Linked DNA regions of Homo sapiens: region 2 is linked to region 1. The links are chromatin loops, found by intact Hi-C in ENCODE. Cell type or tissue: heart left ventricle. All regions are shown on one strand. Each heading gives the region's core, and the rest is flanking DNA. Links, peaks and the distances in the headings are about the cores only.

Region 1 (9,351 bases), core at 489-8,488:
CTTTGGTGCACTTATTTCCATTTAATCTGTCCTCCTTACTAGGTGGATACTATTATCAGATGAGATATGGAGTCCCTATAAGGTGTAGCAACTAACCCTGTGTCTGGCAGCTGGTAAGTGGCAGATCAAGATTTGGACTCAGGTCTTAAGTCTCGGACCATAGCTAGGTCAATTGTTCCACCACAGAGCCATCCCACACTAGGCAGGATTTCCTTGTGTCCTGACTCAGAAAGGCAGCTGTGGCAATGCGGATCTGTTATGTGGCTCTAACTACCATCCCCATCAGCTCACCACTGAGGCGAAGAGGTATGTGTTTGTTATCTATTACTGGGTCATAAATTACCCCCAAATTTGTACTGGTTTTCTATTGCTATGTAACAAATTACCTCAAAGCATAACGGCTTAAAACAATATCAATTATACTACAGTTTTTGTTAGTCAGGAATCCCGAAGTGGCTTATCTGGGTGCTTCTGGCTCAGGGTCTCTCATAAATGGCAGTTAAGCTATTGGCTGAGGCTGAAGGTTTGACTGGACCTGTAGGGTCCGCCTCTGAGGCGGCTCCTGACATGGCTGGCAAATTGGTGCTTGAGGTTAGCAGGAGGCTTTACTTCCTCTCCACATGGGCCTCTCCACAGGCTGCTTGAGTGTCCTCACGACATGGCGGCTGGTGTGGCTTTCCCGGGATTGAGCAACCCGAGACAGTAAGGTGGAAGGGACAATGCTTTTCGTGGCCTATCACAGCAGTCCCACAATATCCTATTTGTTAGAAGGAAGGCACTAAGATCAGCTCCTGTTTGAGGGAAGGGGAATTAGTCTTCACCTTTTGGAGGAAGGAGTGTCAAGAGAATGTGTGGATATATTTTAAAACCACCACAGGGTGACATTTCCTGCCATTTGCGTACACATCCCAGCATAGCATTGGGGCTCCCCTCACCCCTTCTTGCCCCGCCAGGGCTGTGAGTATTCTGTGTCGTTTCCCATGTGTGAGACCCTGTGTGTGGATCCCACAGGCAGATTAGGTCAGAAGAGGATTCTGGGAAAAGAAAAGTCAACCTGTCATTAGAGATCATGGACAGTGGGCTGAGTCCAGCACAGGACTCTGAGAGGGAGGCGGGGCAGGAAGGCAGTCCATTCTTAACATACTTATGTAGTCACTTTTCTGTCTTGAGGCACACAAAAAAAACAAGGTCATATCTTTTAATGTCTCAGTAAAACAGCTTGAGCCCTCCCCTTATCACCTTGAGAAACGCCTCAGGCCTTCCTCCAAGGAAAGACCCCCAGGATGCTTAGTCATATCCAAAATGTCAATCCCTGTCCTTTCCACCTTGCCTTTGCAGTCAGAACCTCCACCCAAGGCCAGAGGATGCCCCAATGTCATGTGCACTCTATCTACCCCACTGGCATCCCAGGCAGTGTGATCAGGGCTTAGTGTCCTGCTTCTGCCACCTCCGCAACTGCTGGCACAGACCTTTTCATAGTTGCAGCAGACCCTGGGGCATGTGGAGGGAGGACCCATCTTCGACTCCCCATTGCACTCAGCAGATGTGGCCACCTTCCAGTATCACTGACTCAGACACACGCACCCAGCCCTTGCCCAGGGTGCAAGCCTGCCTTCAGGAAGGATGACTGCACCCAGGCTGGCTGTCTCAGCTCCTGGACTCAGAATCACTATTACCTCCTCAACCCCAACTTCCTGCAGGAGCTAGTTCACCTGTTTTTTATGTCAGGGACCTTGGGGCCTTCCCTGTCACTGGATTTGATTCGGAGTCATCCCAATCTCACAACATATTATTTATTCCCCCCTTCATGTCTTTGAATAAAATTGATGCACCCAGAAGGTATAACATGTATATCTTGCAGCTTCAAGTACAAGAGGTCCTAGGCTTCAACTTAAAAACTTTCTGGGGGAAGGCATAAGAAGGCTTTTCTTGTGGGAGCGTGTTAAGCAGCAGAAGGGGTCCCAAAACGTGTTTAGTGTTTACCCTTCCCTAAAGACATTTGCTTAGAGTTTGGAGTACACTGAGGCTGCCTGAAAGAAGACAGGGAAGAAGCTAGAACTGCCCTTCCATTTCCTGCAAAATTTCATCTCCTGCCCCACTCCCCTACTCGTAACTCTCCTTTAGACACACTCCTCTATGGCAGACAACTTCTGATACATTCAATTCCAGGTACTCATTTTTTGGTGAATGTTCCATTGCATCTGAATGATATTGAAGTGAACTTCTCTTACCTGCATGTGTGTGCACACACACACGCACACACACGCACGCACACACACACACGTGCGCTCACATGCACATGCGCACACACACGCACATGCACACACGCACGCATGTGCATACACATGCACACACGCACATGTACACATACACACACACACATGCACCCAAGGTCAACACCTTAAAATCCCACTGCATTTAAACCATGAGTGGGTGGGACCTTGAGGAAATCACCAAAGATGTTTCAGGAGTCTCCCTCTGATGGCCCACATCTGGGAAGCCCTGGAGAGATGTGGATTTGACAATTTACGAAAGCTAAGGTAGAGAGGGCCCTGAAAAAGGAGCTGGCTAGCCGGCCGCTGATGTGAGAGTGAGGTCATGGGTGCTTGGGTTGTGACTCACCTCTCCAGCCCTTCACAGGGCACCTGAAGCACCTGGGGGTTTGAGGGCTTGAACACTTAGACAAAGGAAGGCTCTAAAATGGCCCACTGAAACATGCAGACACCTTGAGAAAAGTGTTTTGAGTTTTTCTTTTACTCCAAATAAAAATAGCTATTTTAAAAGAGTGGAATAAATGACATAATAATAATGGCACTAAATTGCTAACATGTACCAGTTGCTTCCCTCATGCTGCGATGTGCAGAGTGGCTCATTACATTTAATCCTCACAACAAACCTTTGGGTATGATTCCCTGTAACAAATGGGGAGAGCTCAAATAACTTCTCAGGGCCACATACCTGATGCTGTGGACTGAATGCATGTATCCTCCAAAATTCTTATGTTGAAGCCCTAACCCCCAATTCGCCTGTATTTGGAATATGAAAGTAATTGAGGTCATAAGGGTGGGGTTCTGATCTGATAGAATTAGTGTCCTCTCTCTTGCTCTCGCTCTCCCCTCCCTCCGCCTCTCTGCAAGCACGAAGAGGTCATGTGAGTCCATAGCAAGAAGGGGACCATCTGCAACCCAAAGGAAGAGCCCTCACCAGACACCAACTCTGCTGCCCTTGATCTTGGACTTTCAGTCTCCAGAACTGTGAGAAAATAAATTTATGTTATTTAAGCCACCCAGTCTGTGGTATTTTTTTATGGCAGCCCTAGAAGACTAATATATCTGACAAGCCACTACATTGGGATTACGAGCACCACAGCCCTCACTGTTACTCATCACCCTAAACTGCCTCCAACAAATATCATCATTTTAATATTTTATGTTTTGCTAAGCCATAGGCTAGCTTTAATATTTCAATTGAAGTGAGAAGTGTTTTTAAAACTTGGCATTATGTTGTACAGCTGTATTCTAACACTGATGGTTGTTGCTTAAAGCCGTTTCACTAAATTTAGATCTCTGGAAAAAAATTTGTTTGAGCATGGAAACAGGTTGGAAATATTGCACCCAATAATAACAGTTTAACTTTTGGCTTATGAAATACTTCAGTGGGAAAGTATTTGCTCAAATCTCTGCCTGCTATTATAGTTGAAGGCTTGGCGATAGTATTTGCCCTTCCTCTGAACTTTCTGGATATCAAAGCCACGTGGAAGTATAGCTTGTCTTATGTATGAAAAACAGGGCAAGGCAACTTTTGAAGAATTGCCGTTAAGAGGTGCATTTAGCTGTGTCAATCATTTAGACAACGATTATCTGGTATGTGAATGATCCAAACCCTTTTTATTTTTTTCTGCCTCTTTTGAAAATACTGTGAGGAGCCATCTGGCTATTGACCACTTCTTCCTTCCACATGATGGCTGGTCTACCTACCTCAGTTGGCAAAGTCCCCTCAACAGAGGCCAGGGCCAGAGGGCAGGGCTTGTTAATAGATGGGAATGAGAGCTGCCCTTGGCTCCTCTTTCTTTCTCTGTTGTGTGAAGGTCAAGTTGTCTCCTCATTTGGAGATCAGATAGCTGTGTGTGCACAGCTCTTGATCCACTTCCCTATTTCTAACTTTGATTAGTGACTTTGGCTTTACGGAGGTAGCATCTTCTACATCCACTGCTGGATGTAGACATCCACTGTGTCTCTGTAGACAATTCAAGCAGTACTAAAGGAGTGATAGATAGACGATAGATAGATAGATAGATAGATAGATAGATAGATAGATAGATAGATAGGCAAGAATAGCCCATAATCTCAACCATAATCATTATTAACATTTAGGGTAAACTTCCAAATCTCTTTCTTTGTGCATATATACATACAGATGCATAGAAATTTACATATACCAGATTATAGTAGGCATGTCCTTAAGGAACTTGAGTTATTACCCTTGTTATGCTGCAGGGATTGTTCCTTGTCAGTGTGTAAAGTTGCATGCCAACCTTTTGTAACAGGCTGTGTAAGGTGCTGATTCAACCAAATAGTGGATAGTATAGGCTGGATTGTGCATTGTTAAGAACCAAGTGGCTAAGTTCTTTAGGGCTAACTCCAAAGAAAACCCGACAGTTGGCATTAGATGCCATGTGCCCCAAGAATGAGAGAGGATGAACTGACTTTATGGGCCTTGCTCTTTTGGAGGGATTAGAACTACAGAGATCACTTTTGGGGGGAGTGCAGTGTTCATGGGCTGGTTATGTAATAAACGGTATATTATCTTGTAATATATGGGGTGTGATGCTGTCTTCTCTTCTAAACTGAAAAAACTTGATTGCAGAAACACATTTGGCCCTAAGAGTTTTGGACAAGGATTGTGAACCCATCATATGGTCAGTCCTCATTTCACATGGTTCTATGGTAACTGAGATAAAATCTCAGACTGCATCTTCCCAACTGGATCACTGTGAGGTTTACATAAGATAAAGTGATCTATAACATGCTTAGTGCAGTGTGAGACACATAGTGAGTGAGCCTTCCTTGCTGCTAGCAGTCCTATCACCTTACAGCAGCATCTGCTCTGCTCGAGTGTCTGTACCCGTCAGGTCTCTGCAAACCGGGCTCTCATAATCAGTGGGGAGTGTCTAAACCTCCATTTAGGGTCCTCCTACGGTACACTCACACAGACCCCAGAAATGCAAGCAGTCCCTTGGGGGAGACAAGGAGGATGTTAGAGAGTTATGGTTGGGAAGCTTTGTCAGGGAGAAATTAGCATTTCCCATCGGAGACCATGGGAAGGGCACTCTAGAAAAAAGAGCACAGGAAAAAGTATGGCTCAATACAGGGTCCAGAAATACTCACCTGGAGGAACTATGTGTATTTCCTGCTATAGTAATATAGCATAGTATTTGTAATGAAAAATTGTATTCTAAACCTAAAGATTACTAAGCCAATTGGCTTGTATTAAGAGCCTTAGATATCTACCTAGCTTTGACCTAGTAGTTAAGCATTTAGGAAATAATGAGAGGCAGATAAAAATCTACAAATGTATAAGCAAAAAGAAAAAAAAAGATATTAGAGAAAGGAAGGATTAAAAAGACTAATTAATCTTAAGAGTTTTTCCTTTTTCTTTTCTTTCTAGAGACAAGGTCTCACTGTGTCATCCAGGCTAGAGCATAGTGGTGGAATCATAGCTCACTGTAGCCTCCATCTCCTGGGCTCAAGTGATCCTCCCATCTCAGCCTCCCAAGAAGTTAGGACTACAGGTGCATACCACCATGTCCGGTCACTTTTTTCGCCCTAGAGATGAGGTCTCACTATGTTGTCTCAAACTCTGGCCTCAAGCAATCTTCCCATCTTGGCTTTCCAGAAGTTGGGATTACAGGCATGAGCAACTGTGTCTGGCCTCCAAGACTTTTTTGAGGCTTCTGAAAAGCCAATGTTGTTTTCACCCCAACATTTAATCATTCCAATATTCCTCTCTGCAGTGAGGCAGGAGGGAGCAGAGCAGTATAACCATCACTTCTTTTGCATTGTTACAGTAGCAGTAACAATTCAACAAAGTATGTATGTAACTGTTTAATTGTTTAACAATGTAACTGTTTAACAAAGTAACTGTGGAGAGCAATTTTGCACAGCTTATAGAAAACGCCAATGCTAGGTGAGCTGATAGAGCATGCTGTTCAGTTTGCAGCCACTAAGGCTAATGGAAAACCTTCAGATTCCTTCTTGAAGTGAGAGCATAAAGGAATGGAGGGCATTTGGTTGCCATTTCCGTTGGGAAATTGGACAAGAGGTTCAGTTTTTCAAAAGTCTCCATTCCATAAAGCAAATCTACATTTTGCATGGCCAGGTTTGAAATAGTATGCCTCTCCCCTCCAGCTGGTGACCCTGGAGACACGCCCTTCAGGTCAAGTCTCTGTAAAACAGCTTATTCTGGCAACTAGGAAATTGAGCTCACTCTTGAGCTCAGATTATACGAATAACTAATACATGTTTAGCGTTTTATGGTTAGGAAATGCTGTCCTGAGAAGCTCATCAATAGGTTTATTAGTTATTGGTATCCTTGTTTTATTGATTTACTAAAATTACACAGTTGTTCGGGCCTGGGAGTTAAATTCTCTTCACCAGATGCCAAATCCTACGTTTTTCTTACCACATCATGGTGCCACAGGTTAAGGAATACAGTGCAGGGTTCTGAATCTCTCTCCTGTAGGACAGTGCTTCCCAAGCCTGGCTACTTGACAAATCTCCCAAGAGGTGTTGGAAATGCAGATTCCTGGGCCTTGCCCCTAGATTCTGACCTAGAGTGTTATTAGTAAATCTGTATTTTTAAATAGTTGCCTGGTGGTCTAATATACAGTCAGGATTGACAGCTACTGTTTAGTTAAATCAAACACCAATGCTATAATTTTTAACCGATATCATTTTTAGGGTTTGGTTTCCAAAGTTGGAAATCAGTGTGTTTTAGATCAGTGGTTTCCTGTCTTCTAAAACCTACCTTACCTTTAAAGAATCTGTTGAAATCTGTGGATCTTTCCCTAAGAAACACACAAACACACACATACACACTTTTATATATAATTCTAGAGGGCTATATTAGTTTCCTGCTTCTGCTATAACAAATGGTCACAAGCATAGCGGCTTAAAACAACAACATTTATTATCTTACAGTTCTGGATGTCAGAAGTGGGACAGGAGTCTCACTGGATTAAACTCAAGGTGTTGCCTTTCTGGAGGCTCTAGGAGATAATCCATTTTATTGTCTCTTCCATCTTCTAGAAGCTGCCTGTATTACTTGGCTCATGGGTCCCTTCTTTTATCTCCAAAGCCAACAATGTGGCATCTCTCTGACCCCACTTCCACTTCACATCTCTTTCTCGTGCTACAGCCAAGGAAAGGTTCTCTGCTTTTAAGGATTCACATAATTAGACTGTGCCCAGCCAGATAATCCTGGAAAATCTTTCCATCTCAAGACCCTTAACCTTAATCACATTTTCAGTCCTTTTTTGCCATATAAGGTGACATATTCACAGGTTCCAGGGATTAGGAGGGGGACTATTAGTCTACCAACCACAGGGGATCTTAGGACCTCTGAAGCAACATGGAAAATGAGTGAACTCTAGGTTAGGAGCATCTGTTCTAGATTCCATTCATTCTAGATGTTAAATCAACAAGAAATTCTGCTTGCCTACAAATAACAGAATCCCTAAAAGCAGTGGCTCTTATAAATTAGGTGTTTACTTTTTTTCAGGTAGTAAGAAGTCCCCAGGAAGGCATCCCATGTCAGGTGCAGCAGTTCTAGCATGTGACAGCTGAAGTCTCTGCAATTCTCCTGGCCTTTCCTTTGAGGTGGCCCTCAAAACAGCTGCTGCATCTCCAGCCATGACCTCTGTGCTTCATGCAAGAGGGGCAAGGGCACAGGACAAAAGCCATAAGTCAGCTGAGTTGCCTCTCCTTTAAGAAACCTCCTGAGAAGCCTACCACCCAAATAACATGCTCATATCTCATTGGCCAGACACTGCACATGGCCACTCTGTCTGCAAAAGAGACTGGGAAACATAGTTTTATTTATTTTTAAAGCTAGGCATATTAACACTCCACTAACTCTGGGCTTTGTTAGTAAGGAAAATGGGAAGTATAAATATTGGGAAGATACTAGTGCTCTCTACCACAGATGAAAACTTCAGCCAGGCACAGTGGCTCATGGCTGTAATCCCAGCACTTTGGGAGGCCAAGGCAGGTGGATCACTTGAGCTCAGGAGTTTGACACCAGCCTAGACAACATGGCAAAACCTCGTTTCTACCAAAAGTATAAAAATTAGCCGGGCATGGTGGTACATGTCTGTGGTCCCAGCTACTTGGGAGGCTGAGGTGGGAGGATTGCTGGAGCCTGGGAGGTCGAGGCTGCAGTGAACAGTGATTGCACCACTGCACTCCAACCTGGGGGACAGGAGCGAGACACTGTCTCAAAAACAACAACAAAACCAAAAAAAGAAAAACAAAAGAAAACCTTGTGTTTTGTGTTCTACAACGAGAATTGATCATTTTTCACTCTCACACAACCAAAACATGAAGAAAGTTAAAAGTCTCCTTCAAAATCTCCCCCATAGTGCCTCATCCTCTTACTAAGCTTGCTTTTCTTTAAGCAGGTCATTCTTTTTTTTTTTCATTTTTCTTGAGATGGATTCTTACTCTGTCACCCAGGCTGGAGTGCAGTGGCACGATCTCGGCTCACTGTAACCTCCGCCTCACAGGTAAAAGCAGTTCTCCTGCCTCAACCTCCCAAGTAGCTGAGATAACAGGCGTGCGGCATCTCGTCTGGCTAATCTTCTTATTTTTAATAGAGATGGGGTTTCACCATGTTGACCATGGTTGGCCAGGCTGGTCTCGAACTCCTGACCTCAGGTGATCTGCCCGCTTTGGCCTCCCAAAGTGCTGGGATTAAAGGCATGAGCCACCGTGCCCAGCTATTCTTTTTCTTTCTTTTCTTTTTTTTTTTTTTTTCAGATGGAGTCTTGCTCAGTCACCCAGGTTGGAATGCAGTGGCGCACTGTCGGCTCACTGCAAGCTCGACCCCTCAGCTTCAAGCGATTCTCCTGCCTCAGCCTCCCAAGTAGCTGGAATTACAGGCATGTGCCACCATGCTTGGCTAATTTTTTGTATTTTTAGTAGAAACAAGGTTTCACTGTGTTGGCCAGGCTGGTCTTGAACTCCTGACCTCAATCCACCCACCTCAGCCTCCCCAAAGTGCTGTGATTACAGGAGTGAGCCACTGCGCCCAGCCAGTTCATTCTTTCAACAATGTTTAAGCATCTACCTAAGC
Region 2 (9,351 bases), core at 375-8,374, 390 kb after region 1:
CAGGAGTTTGAGACCAGTCTGGCCAACATGGTGAAACCCTGTCTCTACTAAAAATACAAAAAAATTAGCCAGGAGTGGTGGCATGTGCCTGTAATCCCAGCTACTTGGGAGGCTGAGGCAGGGGAATTCCTTGAACCAGGGAGGTGAAGGTTGCAGTGAGCCAAGATCGTGCCACTGTACTCCAGCCTGGGTGACACAGCGAGACTCCGTCTCAAAAACAAAGCAAAACAAATCAAAAGAAAAAAAAAAAAAACCTTTATCTTGTGCAGCCACAGTACTAAGGTTGCCAAAACTCAGACTGAATCCTGTGGGTTGTCAAATTGTAAAATCCATTAAATCCACAGATCATCAAATCCCTTATGTGAAATGTAGGGCATTGATAAGGAAATGAGTGGGAGCCAGGAATTGGAATGGGGAGATAAGGGAGGATTCCATGAGCCTCTCCTTTCCCCCATCTAATGAGGCTGCTCTTGCCTTACTTGAAGACTCTGAAATAACAAAGTAATCACCTTAAGGGAGATGCCTATTCTCTGTATGCCCCACTTCCCTCACCTCATCAATGCTTTCAGATCTATAGGAAAAGTAAGACCCACCAAGGGGCCAATCACATCATCAACCCATAGAAGATGGTTTAGGGAAGGCCAGCCCAGCATGGTGAGGAAGGACCAGCACCTCACTCAGCAGTGTGCTAGTCACACTGAGCAGGTACAAAGGTTCTGGGAGATGCTGCATTATCAAGAAATCAATACTGAAGAGCACCTAACATGTTCAAATGTAAGGGAAGGAGATGTGTATTAATACATCTTGAGCTAGGTTTAGAAATAAATTAGTGAGAAAGAAAGAAAGAGAATGTCAAATATCTTAATTCATTCAGGCCATAAACTGGGTGGTTTATAAAACAAAAAAACAAAAACCAGAAAGGCCAGGAGCAGTGGCTCACACCTGTGATCCCAGCACTTTGGGAGGCCAAGGCAGGAGAATCACTTGAGCCCAGGAGTTCAAAACTAGCCTGGGCAACATAGTGAGACTTTTTCTCTACCAAAGATAAAAAAAGTTAGCCAGGCTGGTGGCATGTGCCTATAGTCCCAGCTACAGGGGTGTGGTTGTGGGGGCAGCTAAGGCAGGAGGGTCGCTTGGGTGCAGGAGGTCGAGGCTGCAGTGAGCCATGATCGTGCCACTACACTCCCAGTCTGGGTGACATAGCCAGACCCTGTCCCAAAACAAAAACACAAAAACTCAGAAATTTATTTGTCACAGTTCTGGAGGCTAGGAAGTCCAAGACCAAGGCGCCAACAGGTTTGGTATCTGGCGAGGGCCCGCTTTCTGGTTTATAGATGGCACATTCTTTTTTTTTTTTTTTTTTTTTTTTTTGAGACGGAGTCTCACTCTGTTGCCCAGGCTGGAGTGCAATGGTGCAATCTCGGCTCACTGCAACCTCTGCCTCCTGGGTTCAAATGATTCTCCTGCCTCAGCCTCCCGAGTAGCTGGGATTACAGGTGCCCACCACCACGCCCGGCTAATTTTTGTATTTTTAGTAGAGACGGGGTTTCACCATGTTGGTCAGGCTGGTCTTGAATTCCCAACCTCAAATGATCTGCCTGCCTCGGCCTCCCAAAGTTCTAGGATTACAGGCATGAGCCACCGCACCCAGCCCATAGATGGCATCTTCATGCTGTGTCCTACATGTGGAAAGGAAAGAGCAAACAGTTTCCCTCAAGCGTCTTATGAGACTGACATGCTGCTGACTGCACCAAGGAGGCAACGCAAACCTCTTTTATAAGAGCATTGATCCAATTAGTGAAGTCTCCACCCTCATGACCTAATCATCTCCCAAAGGCTCCACCTCCTAATACCATCACCTTGGAGCTTTGGATTTCAACGTATGAATGATGGGGGCCACGGTGGGTGCACAAACATTCAGACCACAGTACTAAGTAAAGGGAAAAAAGACAATTACTGATTTCAGAGAAAGCAAAAGTTGAACAGAAACTGGAAAATAATCATGGTTTACCACGTGGCTCAACTATGAACAGCCTTATATATTTATAACAAAGTAAACACTGAGTTTTAAACTAAATCGTGCTACAACAGCATTAGGAAGAGAGGGGACAAGAAGTATGCGTGTGAAGTAGAGGTGGATATAAGGTTTGTTAAAATGAGCTAAATCTTCATCTTTCATTGAGAAAAATCAACAGGTCATGCCTAAAACGAAAGGATGAAGATACAGCAATATTTGTTATTTGGAGAGATAAACATAAATACCTAAGTAATCAGTTAAAAGTGGTTGCCTCCTATAAATGGGTAATACAAATGGATGTCAGGGAGTGTAGACTTCTGTACCAAGCCTTATAGAATTACTTGACTCTTTAAACTTTGTAATTTCAATAAAAGTAAAAAATAAATTTAAAAATCATCTGTAAAGTCTAATATCAGTTACCTGAAAAAATAAAACATGAGGAATTATGTGGAACAGGCTAATGTAGGCCTCAGGGAATTGGGACAGAATTGTGGTCACAGTGAAGAAAGGTTCAATCTAATCAATTGCTCTGTGTAAAGAAAGAATGCCTGGCTTGTGGGGGTGCAGTGCAGTAGTGGAGCCCGGACAACAGTCACGAGAATTCTAGGAGGGAACATTTGCAGTGTGTGTCCAGGACTGGCAGTGGGGAAGGGCCCAGCCCAGCCTGGGCTTCCCAGGAAACAGAGCTTGAGGCAAAGGTTTATGTATGAACACTTTATTGGGAATGCAATCCCAGGGAAGCAAAAGTGAGGGAGAAAGGGGTGTGCAGCAAAGAAAGAGGGAGAGCAAACAGGAGGTGCGCTACTGAGCTGGCCTCTGCTCAGCTAATTAATCATGGACCTCGTAGGGCTGAACTTCTGCATCTCCATCCATCTAAGCAAAGGACAAAAATATCATTGATCTGCTGGTTCTCCTTCATCTCCTGGATCCCAGTGGTCAAAATTTGCCTCCATGGAAGTTAATTCTCCTGCACTTCCAGTGTGTAAAGGATGATATGCACTCCCTCACCAGCTGCTAGAGAGCCAGATCCCAAGCCCTGCATCAGGGGCTTTGTCTGAGTCCAAAAGTGGTGAGAAGCACCAGCAGCAGCAGGGCAAGGCCCTCACAGTCACTGCAGGATGCAGCAGAGCCCACAGAGGTGTGGGCTACAACAATGAGCCAAGGCCCCAAGATGAGTCTGAAAGGACCACGCAGAGGAGGTAGCTGACACAGGACCTAGCTCATTACCACAGCATCTGAACCCCGGATGTGCAGCCCTGCAGTGGCAACAGATACATCCAGCCTCAAGCCCCACCTCTAATGTTCATGGTCACTGAAGAAGCTACTGATAGTCACAGCTCTCGCTGTAAAATATCCTACATTAGCCCATACATTTCTTGAGAGTTTGGCTGTGGGAGAATGTCCGCCCAGGGAGGGATCAGGGCCTCCCAAGGTAACGCTCCACCCGCTCAGCAAACTGCAACAAGACTGGGTATATAGGGTTTGCATTTTACTGACCTCTGGCAATGAATAAATTATTAAAATAATACATTCATTCATACAGCAATAATTACAAAAATCCACTAAGAACCAGAATGTCATGATGAGCAAAAACAGAAAGGGTTCTACCTTAAAAAGCATACAGTTTAAAAAGGAAGACAGTCACTAACAATGAACATGTAAATAAAGGGTGTTGTAAGGGCATGAAATGAAAGGGTGTGCCTCTTCTGGATTATCAGGGCAGGCTTCCCTAAGGAAGAGATGACCAAAAAGGAGGACTAACTAGGTGAAGAAAGCATTCCAGGCAAGGGAACACTATTTGCAAAGACCTAATGGCAGATGGGAGCCTGGATTGTTCAAGAACTTGAGGAGGGCCGAGTGGCCAGAGAGCAGGAACCAAGAAGCACAGCCATGAGGTGAGGCATGAGGGCACCCTGCTGGTAGGTGGCTGCCAGGACAGTGGCCCTCTGTGCCTTCAAAAGCTAAAAGGAAGGCCCAAGGTGAAGGCAGCACTGTGCCCATAAGAGTCTGAATTAATTGGAAGAATATCAAATAATTGGGCTGCCAGCTGTTCCCAGGTGGTCAGGACACATCAGTCCAGCTTTTCTAACAACTGCTTTAAAAGTGTGACACTTTTGGTCTCTTATTTATTTATTTATTTATTTATTTATTTATTTATTTGAAACAGAGTCTCGCTCTGTCGCCCAGGCTGGAGTGCAGTGGCGCAATCTTGGCTCACTGCAAGCTCTGCCTCCCAGGTTCAAGCCATTCTCCTGCTTCAGCCTGCCGAGTAGCTGGGACTGCAGGTGCCTGCCACCACGTCTGGCTAACTTTTTGTATTTTTAGTAGAGACGGGGTTTCACCGTGTTAGCCAGGATGATCTTGATCTCCTGACCTCGTGATCTGCCCACCTCGGCCTCCAAAAGTGCTGGGATTACAGGCGTGAGTCATCGCACCCGGCGACACTTTTGATCTTTATGGGAACATAACATTTAGCTTCCTAAAACTTCAGTGAAGTAGTGCTGAGGGCCAACAATGTTTGAAAAATTAAGTAACGCAGTTAGTAAGAACAATAAGAAAAGGCAAAAAGCAAGCATCTTTTCAAGGAACAAAATACTTCAAACATAAACTTACAGAAGCAATTTTAAATGGGATGCCACAGTTCCCCTGCTTATCCACGGTTTCGCTTTCCGAGCTTTCAGTTATCTGCTGTCAACTGCAGTCTGAAAATATTAAATGGAAAATTCCAGAAATAAATATTTTGTAAGTGTTAAGTTGCATGCCGTTTTGAGTAGCGTAATGAAATCTTACACATCCTGCTCCGTCCCACCTGGGATGTGAATCAGCCACGCGGCCTGCCCGTTAGTCACTTCGTCTTGGTTAACAGCTCGACTGCAGTGGTATTATGGTGCTTGGGTTCAAGTCACCCTTACTTGAATGAATAGTGGCCCCAAAGCAGAAGAGAAGCGACGCTGGCGTATTGTTATAATTGTTCTATTTTATTATTGTGTTACTCTATTACTGTGCCTAGTTTATAAATTAAACTTTATCATAGATATGTATGTATAGGGAAAAACATAGTATATACAGAGTTTGGTACTATCGCAGTTTCAGGCATCCACTGGTGGGGGGGGGTGGGAATCTCAGAAAGTATCCCCCATGGATAAGGGGAGGGGATTCTCAGAAAGTATCCCCCTTGGATAAGAGGGGGGTCTCAGAAAGTATACCCCATGGATAAGAGGGGACTACTGTATTCATCTCAGGTTGCAGAACTCTTGAGAAATTGAGAATTATGATGAAGCGTAGAAGATGATCCTTACTGAAATGGAACCATTCTCTATGCACTGTTTTGTAACCTATTTTCCCTACTCTGTCTCCAAAATGATATCATTGCCAAGGAGATTCACTCTTCACATCCTTGTAACAATGAGTGAAATGCCCTCAAATCAATGGGTACTTCTGGGCAACATTTTCTCTACAATTTCAGCTACTAAAAAATGTTAGTTTTAAACACATAAAGGCAACAGAGGCATATTTTGATTCTAAGCTGTTACATTCCTCTTGTACTATTTAATATAGATTCCTTTCATGTCTATGTTCATATAAGTCTGTATGAATGCTTAACTGTATGCTCTTAGCTTAACAGTTTGAACATTTTCCCTGGATATAAATATATTTAGTCTGAGGTATTTATGCTAAAGTTTTTTTAAAGTGAATATTATACTTTGACAATGTGACTCTGAGCTGTGGCATACAGAATTAAAACAACAATATTTAGCCTACCAAAAATGTTGAAATTTGCATCAGATCTCTGCAAAGGTGTAAATAGAATGGCTTGACATTTGAGAATTTTTTTTAAAAAAGGAAACTAATAACTCCAAAGACACAGTGGCAATCCCAGAAAAAAATTAAACTATAGACCAAAAAAGGACAAAATTATTAAAATACACATATATACAAAAATATCATCTGCCACAGTATTTTTTTTTTAGACAGATTCTCACTCTGTCGTCCAGGCTGGAGTACAGTAGCATAATCTTGGCTCACTGCAACCTCCTCCTCCTGGGTTCAAGCGATTCTCCTGCCTCAGCCTCCCTAGTAGCTGGGATTACAGGCACCCGTCACCACAACTGGCTAACTTTTTGTATTTTTAGTAGAAATGGGGTTTCACCATATTGACCAGTCTGGTCTCAAACTCCTGATCTCAGGTGATCCATCCACCCCAGCCTCCCAAAGTGCTGGGATTACAGGCGTAAGCCACTGCACCTGGCCAAGTTTTAATTATTCTCTGGGCTCCCCAGTTTAAAATATTTTTATATATGCTATGACAGAAACAGATTCATCCATTTAATTTATTTGAGTAACAGCACTCTGTTTAATAAATTTTCTATTTTAAAATTCATTTTACATTGATCATATGCCATGTGCCAGACTCTATATATAAGATCTGAGTTATTCTTGGAAGACTTCCTGAATTTGTATTTCAATAGTTTAGAAGATTTTGCTTTCTATCATTCTAGAACAATAGTAACTTGATAAATTCTTTCTTTGCTAAATTCTCAGTGCAGATTTCACTAGCTGGGCTATTTCAACTTATTTATCACGAAGCATTTGCTGGGCCATCCCCTGTGGCATGGATGTCACCAATTCCATCTTGGAATTTGCTCTATTTCTCCACTGGGTGAAGTGGTTTATTGGCTGTCAATCTGTAAAGTGCTCTCTGGGATTATCTGAGTGCAAGACAGTAGGAGTGGAAACATATTTCACTGTCTTTTCTGTCAAGATGAAAGGAACATGCCCAATAAATTATCTTCTAGCAAGAGTGGATGAAAATTCCAGTGAGTGACCTAGAGCCTCCATCAGATGGTGGCCATACACAGTGTCCTGTGGATAGTTATGGTCTCCAGGGTCTGATGGCTTCTTCTACTGTCACTTTAGTTTCATATTTGTTATTACTATATGTGTATGTATGTATGCATACATTATATATAAATATTTGCTCTAAAACCTACTCCTCAAAGTCATGGAAAGTGAGAAAGAGAGAATTAGAATTTTCCTTCCCACCCTGTCCTCATCTGCCCAGTTTCTTCGCCATACCTCCTCCACCCTCCATCTAACCATTGTTACTATTTTCTTATGAGTCCATACAGATTTTCTTTACATACTTGCAAGCAAATATGAATATTTCCTTTGGGTTGTTTTCCTTTTATACATAAAAGGTAGCCCACTAGATACGTTATTCTGCACCTCATGTTTTCCCTCTCATTTCACAGATAGCACCCTTTGTTTTGTTTTGTTTTGAGGCAGTTTCACTCTGTCACCAAGGCTGGAGTACAGTGGTGCAATCTCGGTTCATTGCAATCTCCACCTCCTGGGTTCAAGCAATTCTCCTGCCTCAGCTTCTCAAGTAGCTGGGATTACAGGCAAGTGTCACAACACCTGGATAATTTGTGTATTTTTAGTAGAGATGGGATTTCACCAAGTTGGCCAGGCTGGTCTCAAACTCCTGAACTCAAGTGATCAGCCTGCCTTGGCCTCCCAAAGTGCTAGGACTACAGGCGTGAGCCACTGTGCCTGGCCCCTTATTCTTTTTATAGCTGTATAACATTCCATTCTTCCAATATATGGATAAACCATAGTTTATATAATCAGTCCCCTTTTGAGGGAAATTTAGGTTTTTTCAATCTTTTATTATTACTGCAATAATTAACCCTGTACACCGTCATTTTTCCTGTGTGCAAATATACTTTAGGACAAATTTCTAGAAATGGAACTGCAGGAACAACTGATCTATGTGTTTGTAATTTTGACAAATATTGCCAAATTGTTCTCTATAAGGGCTGTACCAAGTCACTCCCACCCACAGTGTGTGGTTCCATTTGATGTATTTTCAATGGTTTTCTGAAGACAGAACATGTTCTGATCATTTCTTGTTTCCTATCTATGACATGCCTTCATTGAACAAAGACTTACCTAGGGCCAGACACGCCCCACACCCTCTTCTTAGGTCCTGGAAATAACAGCAGTGAACAAAGCAACACAAATCCATTTCTTAACATTTGTGTTGTGAGACAGAGAAATAGAGGGTGGAGGATGGGCCTGGAACATACTTTCGTGATCATCTGAAGCCACAGTCACCAACTCAGATGTCACACAGGGAACTTGCGTGTGTGAAGAAGGGCAGCAGTGAGCTGTCAGAGGGAATGGTGAGGCCTGCGTGGTCTTGAAGAGCACAGGCCTGTGTGCAGGCTGACCTACAGCAATAGGTCATGTGGGAAAAAAAAAAAAAAAGCCCATGTGACAGCGCTTCCCAATTTTCAAGAGAAACCAGAAATACAATTTTCATGTGATATCTCCCCACCTTTAATGCTGAGAAGTCATTCTAAATTTTAAGAACACTTTGAGGACAGTTTTTGTTACTGGGGCTAAGCAAGTTGATACTACAGTTTATATGGAAAAAGAAACATTCCTGCGAATATCTAGGAAAATACTGAGGGGCAAAAAGCTATAGTGGGCATTGGAGACTAGCACTACTATTCATTAAAACGTCTACAAAGCCTCTGTAATTAAAACTGTGCGGTACTGGTGCATGAATAGATGGACCAGCAGAACAGAATAAAAAGGCCGGAAATCAACCTAAGTGCATATGGAAAAGTGGTATACATTCAAGGTGGCATTTCAAAACATTGGGACAAATACTGAGTTTTTATTAAGTGGTGCTGCAACAATGGTTAGCTGTGGAACAAAGATAAAACTGGATCATGGGAGTCACTTCCAAGATGGCCGAATAGGAAGAGCTCCAGTTTACAGCTCCCAGCAAGATCGATGCAAAAGATGGGTGATTTCTGCCTTTCCAACTGAGGTACCTGGTTCATCTCATTGGGAATGGTTGGACAGTGGGTGCAGCCATGGAGGGTGAGCCAAAGCAGGGCAGGGCATTGCCTCACCCGGGAAGCACAAGGGGTTGGGGGATTTCCCTTTCCTAGCCAAGGGAAGCCGTGAGTGACTGTACCTGCAGGAATGGTACGCTTCTGCCCAAATACTGCACCTTTCCCACGGTCTTTGCAACCAGCAGACCAGGAGATTCCCTCCCGTGCCTGGCTCGGTGGGTCCCACGCCCATGGAGCCTTGCTCGCTGCTAGCGCAGCAATCTGAGATCGACCGGGGGATGCTGGAGCTTGGCAGGGGGAGGGGTGTCCGCCATTGCTGAGGCTTGAGTAGGTGGTTCTATGCTCACAGTGTAAACAAAGTGGCAGGGAAGCTCGAACTGGGCGGAGCCCACCGCAGCTCAGCAAGGCCTACTGCCTCCCTAGATTCCACCTCTGGGGAAGGGCATATCCGAAGAAAAGGCAGCA

The links. A loop is a pair of places that touch in the nucleus more often than their neighbours do. Peaks named below come from ENCODE experiments on the same cell type or tissue, not always from the same donor. Only the 100,000 strongest peaks of a DNase experiment are listed, where the experiment ranks them.
Region 2: a loop joins it to region 1, with 3 times the contacts of the local background. A loop is called at or near these places in 6 of 110 quality-filtered maps.

The regions. Positions count from the first base shown.
Region 1 is chr3:37,441,233-37,450,583 of GRCh38, forward strand. No RefSeq gene overlaps it. Among named protein-coding and RNA genes, the nearest start is that of ITGA9, 6.2 kb to the right of the region's middle. RefSeq lists a silencer at 2,496-2,680. In heart left ventricle, for the core only: no CTCF peak of the experiment used is centred there; no DNase peak of the experiment used is centred there; H3K27me3 peaks cover 258 bases.
Region 2 is chr3:37,830,049-37,839,399 of GRCh38, forward strand. ITGA9-AS1 (ITGA9 antisense RNA 1) reads right to left here. Exons shown (of 4, transcript NR_110531.1): 2 at 4,631-4,719. Among named protein-coding and RNA genes, the nearest start is that of ITGA9-AS1, 27 kb to the right of the region's middle. In heart left ventricle, for the core only: a CTCF peak has its summit at 3,919; no DNase peak of the experiment used is centred there.